2 separate regions of the Homo sapiens genome follow, and region 2 is linked to region 1. Evidence: read pairs that join two places in POLR2A ChIA-PET (ENCODE). Cell type or tissue: Panc1. All regions are shown on one strand.

Region 1 (8,000 bases):
TGGAGTGCAGTGGCGCAATCTCAGCTCACCGCAACCTCCACCTCCTGGGTTCAAGCGATTCTTGTGCCTTAGCCTCCCAAGCAGCTGGGATCACAGGCATGTGCCACCATATCTGGCTAAGTTTTGTATTTCTTAGTAGAAATGGAGTTTTGCCATGTTGGCCAGGCTAGTCTCGAACTCCTGGCCTCAAGTGATCCACCCGCCTTGCCTCCCAAAGTGCTGGGATTACAGGTGTGAGCCACTGTGCCCGGAACTTTTTTTTGTATTTTTTAGTAGAAACGGGGTTTCGCCTTGTTGCCCAGGCTAGTCTCGAACTCCTGGCCTCAAGTAATCTGCCCATCTCAGCCTCCCAAAGTGCTGGGATTACAAGCATGAGCCACCACACCAGGCTGACACGGCAACTTTTAATCTCCGCTTGCAACTAAACAGTTTACCCCATGCCTTAACCAAGCCCTTGACCTCCAAAGAGAGTTCTTTTCTATGATGACAGTAAAATACATAAAAAAAAAATTGTCATTTTAATCATTTTAAAATATGTAATTCCAGGCTGGGTGCAATGGCTCATGCCTGTAATCCCAGCACTTTGGGAGGTCAAGGCAGGAGGATCGCTTGAGATCAGGAGTTCCAGACCAGCCTGGGTAACACAGTGAGACATTGCCTCTACTAAAACTAAAAAAAGAATAGCTGGGCATGGTGGTGCACCTCTGTAGTCCCAACTGCTTTGCAGGCTGAGGCAGAAGGATCACTTCGACCCAGGACTTCGAGGCTGCAGTGAGTTATTATCACACCACTGCACCCCAGCTTGGGTGTTAGAGCGAGACTTTGTCTCAAAAATAAAAATAAAATGTACAATTCCGTGGCATCAAGTACTTTCACAATGTCACACAGCCAGCGCCACTATCTATTTCCAGAACTTTTTTTTTTTTTGAGATGGAGTTTCGCTCTTGTCGCCCAGGCTGGAGTGCAATGGCGCAATCTGGACTCACTGCAACCTCCACCTCCCAGGTTCAAGTGATTCTCCTGCCTCAGCCTCCTGAGTAGCTGGGATTACAGGCACCTGCCACTATACCTGGCTGACTTTTGGATTTTTAGTAGAGACAGGGTTTCACCACGTTGGCCAGACTGACCTCGAACTCCTGACCGCAGGTGATGCACCCGCCTTGGCCTCCCAAAGTGCTGGGATTACAGGCGTGAGCCACCGCACCCAGCCTATTTCCAGAACTTTTTCAACACCCCAAATGGAAACCCTGTACCCATAAGCAATCACTCCCCATCCCCCTTCCCTGCGGCCAAAATGAGCGTTTCCACAACGTCAGACCCAAGCTCATTATTATGGTGGCATCAAAGTCTGCAGGGCTTAAGTAATTCCTACATCCCCTTCAGTGAGCCTGAGTCCTTCGCTTTCAGGGAGATGCTCACCTTTAGTCCTTCATAGAGCTCGTAAATCATCCTCAGCCCACTCATTTCCTTCTGCACTTTCAGCAGCTCTGGGTACATTGTAATAGGAAGATCGAAAAGTTTCTCAGCGTTAGCCAGTTCCTGACGGCTCTTTTCATGTCTTGCCAGCTCTCTTTCATAAACACCTAAAAGCTCTACTCCTAGTAAATAAATACACCGATGAGTGAATAAATACAATTTTAAGGTGTACAAAATTGAATAAGAAATCATGCATAATGTATCTCAATTATAATTTCATCCTCATAAACCACACGGGAAGACAAATTTAGAATCATGGCACCATTCTAAGTAAAACCAAAAGACCAATGACATCTGCAGTCTCCTCCAGTTAGAAAATTGTGCCTAATTCTCACAACCAGGTCATTCAGAAAGGAGACTATTTTAAGGGAATCTGAGGTGGTCTATGTTGTGGTCGACATCACCATCCTTTGCCGCCCCCTTGAGAACATCATCATCCTACTGATAACTCCCTTACCACTCTAACTTCCCAGTTCTATGCTTCTCCCCCAATTCCAATGACCACTACCACTCTAGGTCACTACGTCCCTGCTCACAATCATCTACTCAAATGCCACATTTCCCAGATGCCTTTTTTGAGCATCCTTAAATAAACGTCACCCATTTCTTTGGAAGCCACAGCAGTCTTTGGTTTGTCTCATGGTATTTTTTTTGTCTCATGGTATTTACCAAATTCTCTTTAGAATAAGAATTTTAGGACTCGGCTCAGTGGCTCAGGCCTGTAATCCCAGCACTTTGGGAGGCTGAGGCGGGAGGATCACTTGAGGTCAGGAGTTCAAGACCAGCCTGGCCAACATGGTGAAACCCTGTCTCTACTAAAAATACAAAAATTAGCAAGGCATGGTGGCATGTGCCTGTAGTCTCAGCTACTCAGGAGGCTGAGGCAGGAGAATCACTTGAACCCAGGAGGTGGAGGTTGCGGTGAGCTGAGATTGTGCCACTGCACTCCAGTCTGGGTGACAGAGCGAGACTCTGTCTCAAAAAAAAAAAAAAAAAAAAAACAGAATTTTAGTATTTTTAACTTGTCACCATTTTAGCCTATGTGATGTGAAGGGCAGAGGACAAGCATCTGAATCCAAAGAATAAATGTAACAGGCATTAGAGAGGCAGATGGATGGATAAGACGCTGCCTTTGTAAAGGCAGTCGCTGGTGTTTAAGATTTCTGAGCTGCGGCAGAAACCTCTGTATCCCCCACAGGAGTGGAGGCTGCTCCTTGGCACTTCTCTCAACACCTTCGGGTAGCAGGCACTCAACAATCAATGAGTCGCATTAATCCAGCTTTTTTTTTTTTTAATGTGACCACTAAAATGAGCCAAGAAAAAAGTATTTGAGGAAGAAATAAATATTTTAATCACGGCACCATCATCACTTGCCATAAAACTCTTAAGCAAAACATACTCAAACATTTGCTACTCAGATCGCTCAGTAAGACCAACAGGAACATTCTTACCTTTATCAAGATCATCACCAACAGAACCAGGGCCTTCACTGTAAAAACGCTTTGCAAACTCCTCTATCTGAACTCTGTAGTTCATTATTTCGCCTCGAGTAAGCTGAGAAAAACGAGGTTACATTAATTTAGCCCAAATACGTTTTTCAATGTCTTTACTCAGGAAGTGAAATTTAAAAGGTACCTCTGTGAAAGTTCTCTTTATGTCCCCAAGAGCATGCTCCACATTCACTGAATCATTAAACAGATTGGACCATATGCTCTCAATCTTATCAACCAGTTCTTTCTCTGCATCAGGAGGCTAATTAGGAGAAACAAAAAACAGAATAAACAACAAATGATGAGCAATTTGGAATTGAAATTGATGGTCAAAGTTACCTCCCAGGGACTTCTGCTTGTGGCAACAGGAGGCTAGGTAATTCAAACCAACTCAAAAGCTGATTGAAATATTAAGGCCAGACATGGCCAGACTGGGATTACATGGCTCATGGCTGTAATCCCAGTACTTTGGGGGGCTGAGGCAGGAGGATCCCTTGAGCTCAGGAGTTTGAGACCAGCCTGGGCAACACAGTGAGACTGTATCTCTGTAAATATAAAAAGAAAAAGAAATTTTAAAAAGAAATATTAGGCTGGGCACAGTGGCTCACGCCTATAATCCCAGAACTTTTGGAGGCTGAGGCGGGTGGGTCACCTGAGGTCAGGAGTTCGAGACCAGCCTGGACAACATGGTGAAATCCCTTCTCTACTAAAAATACAAAAATTAGCCAGGCGTGGTGGCAGGAGCCTGTAGTTCCAGCTACTCAGGAGGCTGAGGTGGCAGAATCGCTTGAACCTGGGAGGCAGAGGTTGCAGTGAGTCGAGATCACACCACTGCACTCCAACCTCGGTGACAGAGCAAGATTCTATCTCAAAAAAATAAAGTAAAATAAAAATAAATATTAAAGTTGAATTTTATAATTAAAATAAAATCAGTATAAAATCATTTTTAAAAATAAAGAGATAGAGGCTGGGTGCAGTAGCTCACGTCTGTAATCCCAGCACTTTGGGAGGCTGAGACAGGCGGATCACCTGAGGTCAGGCGTTCAAGACCAGCCTGACCAACGTGGAGAAATGCTGTATCTACTAAAAATACAAAATTAGCTGGGGTGGTGGCGCATGCCTATAATTGCAGCTACTCAGGAGGCCGAGGCAAGAGAATCACTTGAACCCAGGAGTCGGAGGTTGCAGTGAGCCAAGATTGTGCCATTGCACTCAGCCTAGGCAACAAGAGTGAAACTCCATCTCAAAAAAAAAAAAAAAAAGAGAAAAAGAAATAGAGATATTACAGAGAGATAAGCCCTTCATAAACTAAAGCCCAGCTTCAAATCAACTTAATCTCTGATTAGAATAAGTTTAGCTTAGCTTGCTAATGTACCCAGTTATGGTGTCTGTTAGAAGCAAAAATAAATCTCCTCTGATAAAATATAACATCACCCAACGCCTCCAATCCTCTCTCTCCAATTTATCACACAGGCTGTTAAGAACTCAGTTAGAAATGCCAGCCATATAAAGACACGAAAGAACTTAAACAAAACCAAGAGATTCACACACAACATAAATGATCACGACAGAGTTATAAGACACACAATTTAAAATAATTTTATTTAATAGAGTCAAGGAAACAAAAGACAAAAAATTGAGAATTTTGGTAGAGCACAGGAAATTGTTTTTAAAATGGAAATTCTGGAATGGATAATGACAATACCTGAAATCAAGCACTCAAAGGATTGTTTAAGGAACCGGGAAAAGCAGATCAGACATAAATAAATAGAAAATTAATGAACTTAAAGTTTAGGACAAAGTATTAGAATAAACCACAGAAAGAAAAGGCAGAAAGGAATGTAAGATGTACAGGGTATTGTAGAAAGGTCCAACATATGTGGAATTGGAGTCCCAGAAGGGAAAAAAAATAAGGCAAAAACTGTTAATTTTCCAAAACTAGGTAAAGACATCAGCCTGCAGATTTTGAATGTACTACAAATCTCAATCAGGAAAAAAAAAAGAAGAACAAAACAAAACAAAAGAACCTAGTTACATCATATTACAACTGCTGAAAACCAAAGACCAAAAAAAAATTCTTAAAAGCAGACCAAAAAAAAAAAAAAAAAAAAAGTTAGACTGGACTACCTTGAAAGGGAGCAACAAAAAGATTAACAGTCAACTCCTCCGTCAAAACAATAGAGGCCAGAAGATGATGGAATAATATCCACACATAGAAGGGATAAAAAAAACCCAAAGTTGGTGTTTCCAAAAGATCAACAAACTAAGTATTTGTAAGGAGACGGAGCAACTGAAACCCTTATTCGTGCTGGTATGGATGTAAAGGGGTACCATCACTTTGGAAAATTAGCAGAATCTAGTGAAGCTGAACACGTGGATTCCTGTAACCCAGCAACTTCACGTCTAGGCCTATACTCAATAGAAATGCAGGCGTAAGTCCCATAAGGTTGTCCTCACTTCAGATGCCAGTTGCAAGTATTAGGTGCCCAGGGTACACAGACTTCTGTCCAACCTGGCTACAAAATCAGGGGTTCCCCCACACACGTCTCCTTCACATTTGACCATTTGCTGAAATGGCTCACAGAACTCAGAAGGACACTTTACTTCCCATCACTGATTTATTATAAAAGACACAACTCAGGAACAGCCAAACGAAAGAGACGCATAAGCTAAGGTATGGGGTTGGGGGGTGCACAGAGCCTCCACGCCTTCTCTGAGCACACCACTCTCCCAGCACCTTGGTGTGGTTAACAACCTGGAAGCTCTCCAAATCCCATCATTTAGGGATGTTCATGGAGGTTTCATTATACAGGCATGACTGATTAGATCACTGGCCTTTGTTGATCTCCAATCTCCAGCCCCTCTTCCCTCCCCAAGGGTGGCAAAGATGGGCGCCTGAAAGTTCCAAACCTCTAAATAATTTATGGCTTGATCTTTCTGGCAACCAGCCCCCATGCTGAAGCTGCCTAGGGCTCCCAGCCACCAGTCATTTCACTTGCATACAAAAGACACTCTTGTCACTCCAGAGTCCAAGGATTTGAGAGGCTGTGCGCCAGGAACCAGGGACAAAGAACAATATTGTAACAAAAGATGTTCCTGTGACCCCTATCACTCAGGAAATTACAAGTGTTTTGAAAGCTTTGTGTCAGGAACCAGGGACAATGACCAAAGACAGTCATTGGTCTTTTGTCAAAGATCAAAGAGCAACAAAATGATGTTTTGGGCCAAAAATTGATTGCATATATGACAGTATTCCCATAAGATTACAATACTGTATTTTTACTGTACCTTTTCTATGTTTAGATACACAAATACTTACTGTTATATTACATTGCTTATAGTATTCAGTACAGTACATGCTGGACAGGATTGTAGCCTAGGAGCAATAGGTTCTACCATATGGCCTAGGTGTGTAGTAGCTATATCATCTAGATTTGTATAAGTACATTCCATGATGTTTGCACAATTATGGAATTGCCCATTGACACATTCTCAGAATATATCCCCATTGTGTTAAATATACACAACTGTATATTTCTCTTATTGTATTGGAGTTAATCTAATAAACCACACAGCAATTACCATATTTAATGATACAGTGCCAAAAGCTTTTCCTCTGAGATCAAGAACAAGACACGGATTTCCCCTACCTCCCCTTTCATCCAGCCTCGTACAGGAATTCCTAGCTAGAGTCATAAGGTGAGAAAAAGAAACAAAATATTTAAAAATTAAAATGAAACTGTCAATATTCACAGTTTATAAAATGGTGTGCCTAGAAAATCCAAAATAATCTGTGGATAAATGATTAAAATTCATAATTACTGATCATAAAAAAGTAGAATGCAAATATCAATTGTCTTTCTATATAACAATAAAAAATAAAATAATTAAAATAAAAATTAAAGATACCAATTACAAGAGCATCTAAAAATACCAAGTACCTAGGAATAAATCTGGCAAAAAATAGGTAAGGCCTCTATGGGGAAAATTATAAATCTTTACGGGGAGACATTAAAGACCTAAATAAAGAGAGAGAGAACATGTTCATGGATAGGAAAACTCAATACTACAGGATGTCCATTTGTGCAGATTAATCTAAAGGATCAATGCAATCACAATCAAAATCTCAACTGTTGTTGTTTTGTTGTTGTTGTTGTTGGAATTTGACATTCTGATTCATTTTTTGTGTGTGACCCATTGCACACTTAGTGCAAAATCCTTTGTTACAGTGATTCTTCTATTATTTCTGTGACGTAAACCAGGGAAGCAAAGTCTGACAAAAATCTACCTGGCTAGGCCGGGCGCGGTGGCTCATGCCTGTAATCCCAGCACTTTGGGAGGCCAAGGTGGGTGGATCACAAGGTCAGGAGATCGAGACCATCCTGGCTAACATAGTAAAACCCTGTCTCTACTAAAAATACAAAAAATAATTAGCCGGGTGTGGTGGCGGGTGCCTGTAGTCCCAGGTACTCGGGAGGCTGAGGCAGGAGAATGGCGTGAACCTGGGAGGCGGAGCTTGCAGTGAGCCGAGATCATGCCACTGCACTCCAGCCTGGGCGACAGAGCGAGACTCCGTCTCAAAAAAAAAAAAAAAAAAAAAAATCTACCTGGCCAAGGGAGAAATACAAACTAGAGAAGAGAAACAAATTGCTATGAATAAATCAGGATTTGCATGAAGTTTGTCTTTCAGCATTTCTATTGCTTGACTGCTTCAAACACCAGGACCCTTGCAGCCTAGTGGTTAGGATGTGGAGCTCACAAATGCCCTTGCTGAGCAGTAGACCTGGGCCAAAAACTTGACTTTCTTTCATCATCAGAAAAATGTACAGTATGTAAAATTTCCATACAACTTCAGGGGGAACCCAGACCCCCTAAAACTCATCCATGACTTTGAAAGATCCTGAGAACCCAAATTTAACAACCCTAAACAAAGCAAGACTAATTGAATTATCTTCTACCAGTTTCTTTTATTATCTTAAATCTTTCACTCTCTTCTTATCATTTTTGCAAGAGCTCTTTATCTATTAAAGGAAA
Region 2 (8,000 bases), 210 kb before region 1:
TAGCAAAGACATGGAATCTACCCAAAGGTCCCTCAAAGATAGACTGGATAAAGAAAACGTGGTACATATATACACCATGGAATACTATGCAGCCATAAAATGGAACAAGTTCATGTCCTTTGCAGGGACATGGATGGAGCTAGAAACCATTGTCCTCAGCAAACTAACACAGGAACAGAAAACCAAACACTGCACCTTCTCACTTATAAGTGGGAGCTGAGCAATGAGAACATACGGACACAGGGAGGGGAACAACACACACTGGGGCCTATTGGTGGGGACAGGGCAGGGAGAGCATCAGGAAGAATAGCTAATGCATGCTGTGCTTAATACCTAGGAGACAGGTTGATAGGTGTGGCTAATCACCATGGCACACATTTACCTATGTAACAAACCTGCACATCCTGCACATGTACCCCGGAACTTAAAAAAAATACCCCAAACAAATGATACAAAGAACATAAGCTCTTGAGTATATGAATAACACTCAACCACCCACGAGTGAATCAGCAACTTCTATTCCGCACGAAGGAAAACAAAAATGAACCCCAGGTTGGCTTTTTTCCATTTGATTATTGGTTCTTTCTCAACCACCTATGTAACTTAAATTTACTTAATATAAAGTCAATTATATAATTCAAAACTAAATCATGAAGCCAAATAAAGTATAATTAATTCCAAAGCCACGTGTCTATTTTATTATTCCCTGCTCATGGGGATTATCCAAGTCATCGCATCTACCATCCCTCTGCGTATTAAATTTGTATATTAAAACTGTGTCAATATTCAGAGGCAATTATCAAGAGGGACTAGAGAACTTGGAGGGGCTTGTAAACTGTTCTGTGCATTTTGTCTGAGAGTGTCAGAAAAAGAAAAGAGATCCTGGCCGATACCGAAGTGCTGAAGAAAACCACAAGTCGTTTGACTGCAAGCTCCCTGATGACAAAGGCCTCTGAGCCTGCAGGAATTCCCTGCATGGAGCCTGTGAGGCTGACAACAATTGATATTTCCCAGGCATCTTGCAGCCCGAGGATCTCTCGGGGATCTTGATTAGGACTTTGTTGGGACAGACACACGCTAGAAGGAGATGAGTCACGTGCTTTCCTGTCGCTCTGCCTCGGGGAGGTCAAATGAGCTGGCCAGTGTGAAGCCAGGGCACTGGGGAATTGGATGAAGACCCCAAAATGCTGACTCTCCTACCCGGACTTTTTGTGACATGAGATCAGCTAGTTAACGCCTAAGATTCTGTAACCTGAGATGAGATCGTATGAGTTTTGCTGTCTTTTTTTTCCTTTCCTCAAAATTACTGTTTGATACATATCATTTTTACTTACTCACGAGGGACAGAAATTTCCCCGGGGCTTGTCTAGTTTGATACCTTTGCTAACTAAATCTGTGGAGGTGGACGGTCAGTCTGCGCTCCCTTGAACCTGGATGAGAGGGGTCTCTGTCCTGGGCCCCGTGCTTTAGAGGGCCCCACTCACAGCCTCTCCAGGGTCAAGGGAATGTGCCAAACCGGAATGTTGCTTCTGTATCAGGCTCCAAATTTCCTGGCACTGGAGGTTCCTTCTGAAACAGCGCAGGCGTTCCTTCAGAGCCTGCACAAACCCGTTCTTCAGATGCAGCCTCCGAAGAGCAGGCTGCTGGTACCCACGGCCCTGCCCATGGGCCTGCAAGGGGGCAGCTATGGGGTGGTGTGGAGGGATGGCCAGAGCTCGAATCATGGGCTGGGTGTCCACACGTGTGGACTCCAGGAGGACTCGGGTGGGGCAGGAAGGGATGTGGAGCAAAAAGGGACACAGGCAGGTGGGACACATGCCAGCCCCTACTGCCCACCACAACCCAGGGGGAGCTCAGGAGTCCCCGCATCCCAAAGGCCAAAGCTTGGCCTTCCAGGTGGTTCTGAAGAGTTCATTGTCAGAACCGCTTTGTTAACTTGATTTGCTTTGCTAACTTGATTTATAACTTTTTTTAAAAAAAAGAGACAGGGTCTCACTCTGTCACCTAGGCTAGAGTGTGGTGGCGCAATCATAGCTCACTGCAGCCTTGAACCCCTGGGCTCAAGAGATCCTCCTGCCTCAGCCTCCCAAGTAGCTGGGACTACAGGTGTGTGCCACCATGCTCGGCTAATTTTTAATTTTGTAGAGATGGGGTCTCACTATGTTCCCCAGTCTGGTCTCCAACTCCTGGCCTCAAGCGATCTTCCTGCCTTGGCCTCCCAAAATGCTGAGATGGCAGGCATGAGCCACCATGCCTGCCTTGATTTATGACTTTTAAAGGTGGGTCTCCATTTGTACTCTTGCCCGGCCCCCCAACACATCAAGGGCAGGCCAGTGACACGTTAATGTGAAGTCATTACTTGCACGTCTCTGCGGGGTCTATTCCAAGATACAACCTGCAGATGAATGCACACACAGAAAATGTACAAACAATAAATAAATGAAAGAATAATTAAAAATATTATTTCTCCCTGGTAACCTGCTTCCGACAAATTTCAAAGAAACTGTTACATAGAGGCTGAGTGTGGTGGCTCACGCATGTAATCCCAGAACTTTGGGAGGCTGAGGCAGATGGATCACTTGAGGCCAGGGGTTTGAGACCAGCCTGAATATCGTGAAACCCTGTCTCTACTAATAATACAAAAATTAGCTGGGTGTAGTGGCACACGCCTGTGGTCCCAGCTGCTTGGGGGAGGCTGAGGCAGGAGAATGACTTGAACTGAGGAGGCAGAGGCTGCAGTGAGCCGAGATCATGCTACTGCACTCCAGCCTGGGTAACAGAGTGAGAATCATCTCAAAAAAAGAAAGGAAATTGTTACACAGACGCAGAAGGAGCATATGGAATTTGGCCACGCTGGGTGTTACTGGTTTCAACTAAATTCTCCCAAATCCCAAGGCAAACTTCCAGCAAAGCAAGGTGACTGGCGAGCTGATGGGGTCATTTGTAAAGAAATGCTGATGCTCTCAAATGTGTACAAGCACCAAGATGCCAGCTGAGAGGGCTCCAGGAAGTTGGCTAGCAAGGGCACGCCTCTTTCCCTCTGTTCATCTGATTGTCAAGAACTCACCGGTGCGCAGAAGAGTTGGCGATCCTCACAAGCCCCAGGCTTGTAGCTTGTGACTGTTTGCTTTCAGAGAAAGGGAACTAAAAGATGCTTTTTCCCCCTCCTGCTTTTGCTTGGCCCTGGCTCCCTGCAAAATCTACCTGAGCAGGTCTGGAGTCACCAGGGACCACCTCCCAGTGCCTTCAAACACGGGGCTCTTGGGCAGCACTCTGGGACCTCAGCGCTTCGCCTGCCGGCAAATGACCACCACACCGCTGCCAACCCACTGCTGCCACCACGCTTCCAGCTACAGCCAGGTCTGCCAGACCCTGCTCCCTCTGCCAGATGCAGGCTCAGCTGTTGTCACCTTCACTGGGACAGCCAGCTCTGACGGGCAGTGCCAGCCTTTCTGCAAGATCACAACACTTGGGACCACTGCCACTTCCTGGGGATAGTAATAATAACAGCTAAGATCTACTGAGCCCTTGCTCTGTGCCAGACACCAGCTGAGGACTTCACTTGCTTAAGCTCACTTCAGCCTCGCAGCCATCCGGAGATAAATACTGTCATTCGTCAGTACAATACTTTACAGATGAGGAAACTGAGGCTCAGAGAGGTAAAGACACTTGCTCAAGGTCACACAGCTAGATGTGGTGGAGGGACTTTGAGTCTGGGCTCACCACACTCTGCATCCAACCCTGCAGCACCTTGGGTGCTGCCACGCCCTCGGGCTCAGCTGCTGCTCCCAGTTGCCACCCCCAAGTCTGCCCGGCTCCCCTGGAGTCCCTGGCTCTCCCACACCGTGTGGCTTGGCTGCCTCTGGTGGAGCAGTGTCACTTTGGCCATGTCAATGCCAGCCTCCCCGAGGACCGCGTCTTCTTGGCACTTCTATCTCTAATGGATCTGTGACAGGGGAAGACTTATGACTATGTGATGTCCTTGTCGTCTTCTCCCTCAGACCCCAGCCACTGCCATCCTCCATGACCAGGCCCTTGTGGAGAGAGAGAAAGAGACAGACACAAAGACAGAGAAAGACAAAGAGACAGGGACACAGACAGACAGGGAGAGAGAGGGAGATAAAAAGAGGCAGAGACAGAGAGACAGATGAACAGAGACAATACAAAAACAGAGTGACAGAGACAGGTGGATGGAGGTAAGAGATGGAGAGGCAGACACAGGCCCGCAGGGCAGCAGGGAGGCCCTGACGATGGCTGCAGTCCTGCAAGCAGGAGGTGGTGGTGGCTCGGAAGAGGGTTTTAGCTCAGAAGATGGGAACAGATGCAGGGTGTATTCTGAGGACAGAATTGACAGGGCTTGCTGACAGATGTGAAAGGAAAAGGGAAATGAAGGAGGCTGCTGGGTGTGGGGCCTGGACACTCACTGCAGGGAGGCGTCATTCACTGCGACTGATAAGCAGTGTCACAGCCAGTTTTATGTGTCAGCTTGGCTTGGCATGGTTCTCAGATATTCGGTCAAACACCTGCCTAGATGTTGCTGTGGTATTTTTGGGATGCGATGAACACTGAAGTCAGTAGCCCCTGAGTGAAGCCAAAGACCTGCCAGGCTATGGGTGGGTCTCATCTAATCAGGTGAAGGCCGTGGGAGAAAAAGACTGAGGTTCCCCGGGAAGAGGGGATTCTGCCTTCAGAAAGCCTTCAGGCTGGAGTGGCAACATCCACCCTTCCCTGGGGCTCGGCTGCCAGCCTGCCCTGCAGATTTTAGACTTGCCAGCCTCCACAACTGCATGAGTCAGTTCCTTAAAATAACCTCCTGTCTATATAGAGAGAGACTATGTATATATATAGCCTGCTCACGGATGACACACACATCCAGGACTCTCCTTTGAGATCCACAGTTGCAGATTCTGCCGACTTGAGTGTCTTCTTCGATGTTGGGAAGAAATTCAACTCAAAGTCATTCAAACCTGGTCCTCTCCTGATGCTTCCTCCTTTAAAAAGTGGCACGACTCACCATCCCATGGCATGAGCCAGACACTGGGAATCTTCCTGGACGAGTCCTTCCTGCTTACTCCTTGTGGTGGGCAGACCCATGGTCCCCAAAGGTGTCCACGCCCCAATCCCCAGAATCTGGGAATGTTACCAACATGGCAAAAGGGGCCCTGCGGATGTGATGAAGGACCTTGAGAAGGGAGATGGTCCTAGATGATCTGAGTGGCCCCTGTGTCATCATAAGGGTCCTCCTAAGAGGGAGGCAGGTGGCTTAGAGTCAGAGGAGGAGACGTGGCCACAGAAGCAGAAGTCAGAGTGTTGGGGCCAAGGGACAAAGGAACACGGATGCCTCTGGAAGCTGGAAAAGGCAAGGAAGGAGATGCTCTCTGAAAGCGGCTGGAGGGTGCACAGTCCCAACACCTTGGACCTACTCCAAACTTCTGACCCCCAGAACTACTAGAGAATACATTTACTTTAAGCCTCCAAAATGTGTGGTGATTTGGGACAGTGACGATAGGAAACTAACATGCACTCCAAATCCAATCCAGCAAGTTCTATGGATTGTTCCTCCCAAATCTCCTTCCTGTAGATATGCCTCTGCCCATCTCTGCCACCGCCTGCCCCCAGGGCTGGCCTCCTCACTTCTCAGCTACTGTGCGGCCCTTTCCTTGGTTCATTATCTCTGTGCCTTCCCTCCCACCTCCAAAAAGTGGAGACCCCTCTCCACTGGGCAGCACTGCCCCCACCTAACTGGAACCACTTGGGGGGAGTTGGGGGCTCCCACTGTCCTTGGATGAGACTGAAACCCTAACCAAGGCCCTGAAGGGCCATCCCTTCCCTGCTTCTCCAAGCTCCCTTCCCCGACACTCCGCCTCCTTCCCTGCCCTGTCTCAAGGTCCTTCCTTCCGTCTGTCAAGCAAGCCCCTCCAACCCAGGCCTCTGCGTGTGCTGCTCCCCGTCAAGCGCCTCCCCTTCCTCTCCACCTCATTAGCACCTCTGACCCTTCACTGCTGCCTTCCCTTTGTCAAGGAGGCTTGCTCTGCTCTGTACGAGGGTCAAATCCTGTGGGGATCCCACGATGCATATGTCCTTCAAAACATCACCTTGTACATAAATATATACAATTTTTATCAATCAAAATAAATAAGAGGAAAAATAGGGACTGAATATAGCTTTTAGCACAGCCACGGAGCTAAAATATTTAAAAAGCCAGAGTTGCCCATCAGCATATCACACCCGCAGTGGGCCCCCCGCCATCCCTGTGACAACATGACAAAAGGGGCCCTGCAGATGAGAGTGGTCTCCACCCTGCAGAGCGTGACCTCCACGCAGGCAAGGCTGTGTTTGTTCTCGTCCGTGCCGCCCTTGAAGGGTGCTTGGTGCATGGCAGATGGGTGACCATGTGTGGGGTAAATCAGTAAATCCAGATGAGCTCCGAGCATGAGCAGCTCCTCTCCAACCCACGTTCATCTGCGCAGCCATGGGGAAGGTGGTCCTCTAGCTTCCTCTCAGGGCTGCCACCTCTTCCCCCTCTGAATTATTCCAAAACAACTTGGAAAATTCCAGAAAATGGGTTCCCTGGAGTCTTGCAGGTGGTCTCATGGGTCCACCACTATCTCCGCTCCATTGTCACTGGGGGAGCGCCGCTGACAAGAGGTTCCACCTTGCACAGCTCAGTGACCTAAAGTTGATCTAGTGTCCTCTGTGGTTCCAAGGAGGGCGGGCCACATGGCCCGGGGGCCCTGGCTTGGTGCCCTGGCCCATGCAGCCATTCCCTAAGGCCCAGATACCCAGGACCTGATTCATTCTTGTGAACCTGCAATGTTCTTCCCTTCTGTCCCCCCTGGGAGCATGTCCTCAGGGGCATGCAGCTTCTCTCTTTACTGCAGGAACAAGAAAGGCCTCTCTACGTCCACATCCCAGCCCAAGAGGGGTCTCCACCCAGCCCACACTGTCCTGCACCACCCCTTTCTGGAATACTAGCGCCCCTTGCCAGCCTCCCTGAGGGCAGAGCTGCCAGACTTAGCCAATAAAAACAGGACAGCCAGTTAAATGCATATTTCAGATTCACAAGAAATATTTTTCAATGTATCTAAAATTCAAATTTAACTAGGCAGTCTGCATTTTATCTGGCAACCCCAGCTAAGGGTGACTCCTCGGGCCCAGGGATGCGGGGCCCTCCCACTGCCTGCAGGGCCTAGCAGTGCCGCACCCAGCTAAGGACAACCACAGAGCCTGGCCTCCAGCTGTCCTGAAGAGGAAGAAAGGAAAAACCACACATTGACTCTTCAGCCATGCATCCTGTTACTTACATCTATGTAGTCAGGAGATAAAAGCAGGTTAAACTTCACTAGCAGGCCTCCGAGTCTCTCCCAGGTTCTGTGACGGTTGAGAACCACATTGCAATGTGTGTGGTTATCGGCGTGGGACACAGTGGGTACAGCCAAAGATGGTATGAAGAAGAAAGGGCCATTGCTAGATTGCTCTCTATAAGACACGGCAGGAATTGGGGGATTTAGGGTAAGCAGGCAGGTTAGGAAGGAGAGAGGAGATCAGGAATGGGGAAGGAAGCCAAGTATGGTGGCTCACGCCTGTAATCCCAGCACTTTGGGAGGCCAGGGCAGGAGACTGGCTGGAGGCCGAGAGTTCGAAATCAGACTGAGCAAAAAAGTGAGACCTCCCCTGCTACCTCCATCTCTACAAAAAGTTTAAAAATTAGCTGGGTGTGGTGGCACATGCCTATAGTCCCAGCTACTTGGGAGGCTGAGGCGGGAGGATTGCTTGAACCCAGAGGCTGAGGCTGCAGTGAGCTATGACAGCACCACTGCACTCCAACCTGGGTGACAGGGCAAGATCCTGTCACCACCGTCCCCAAAAAAGATAAAGAGAGGCCCAACAGCATCATGGGAGGTTAAGGCCTGCTGTGAGGGCAGCTGTGGGACTCCTCAGGGACAGGAATGGCCAGAGACTGCAAGAACAGAAGTTCTATCATTCAACATGCAGTTCCT

Evidence for each region. ChIA-PET counts read pairs that join two places held together with the same protein. Peaks named below come from ENCODE experiments on the same cell type or tissue, not always from the same donor. Only the 100,000 strongest peaks of a DNase experiment are listed, where the experiment ranks them.
Region 2: POLR2A ChIA-PET joins it to region 1 with 8 read pairs; 2 of 35 experiments call an interaction of 5 or more read pairs at or near these places.

What each region holds. Positions count from the first base shown.
Region 1 is chr12:123,814,178-123,822,177 of GRCh38, reverse strand. DNAH10 (dynein axonemal heavy chain 10) reads right to left here. Exons shown (of 79, transcript NM_001372106.1): 22 at 3,112-3,228; 23 at 2,928-3,030; 24 at 1,420-1,598. Among named protein-coding and RNA genes, the nearest start is that of DNAH10, 56 kb to the right of the region's middle. In Panc1, no CTCF peak of the experiment used is centred here; no DNase peak of the experiment used is centred here.
Region 2 is chr12:124,023,780-124,031,779 of GRCh38, reverse strand. The region is part of intron 2 of ZNF664-RFLNA (ZNF664-RFLNA readthrough); the gene reads right to left. Among named protein-coding and RNA genes, the nearest start is that of ZNF664-RFLNA, 55 kb to the right of the region's middle. In Panc1, no CTCF peak of the experiment used is centred here; a DNase peak (open chromatin) is centred at 4,940.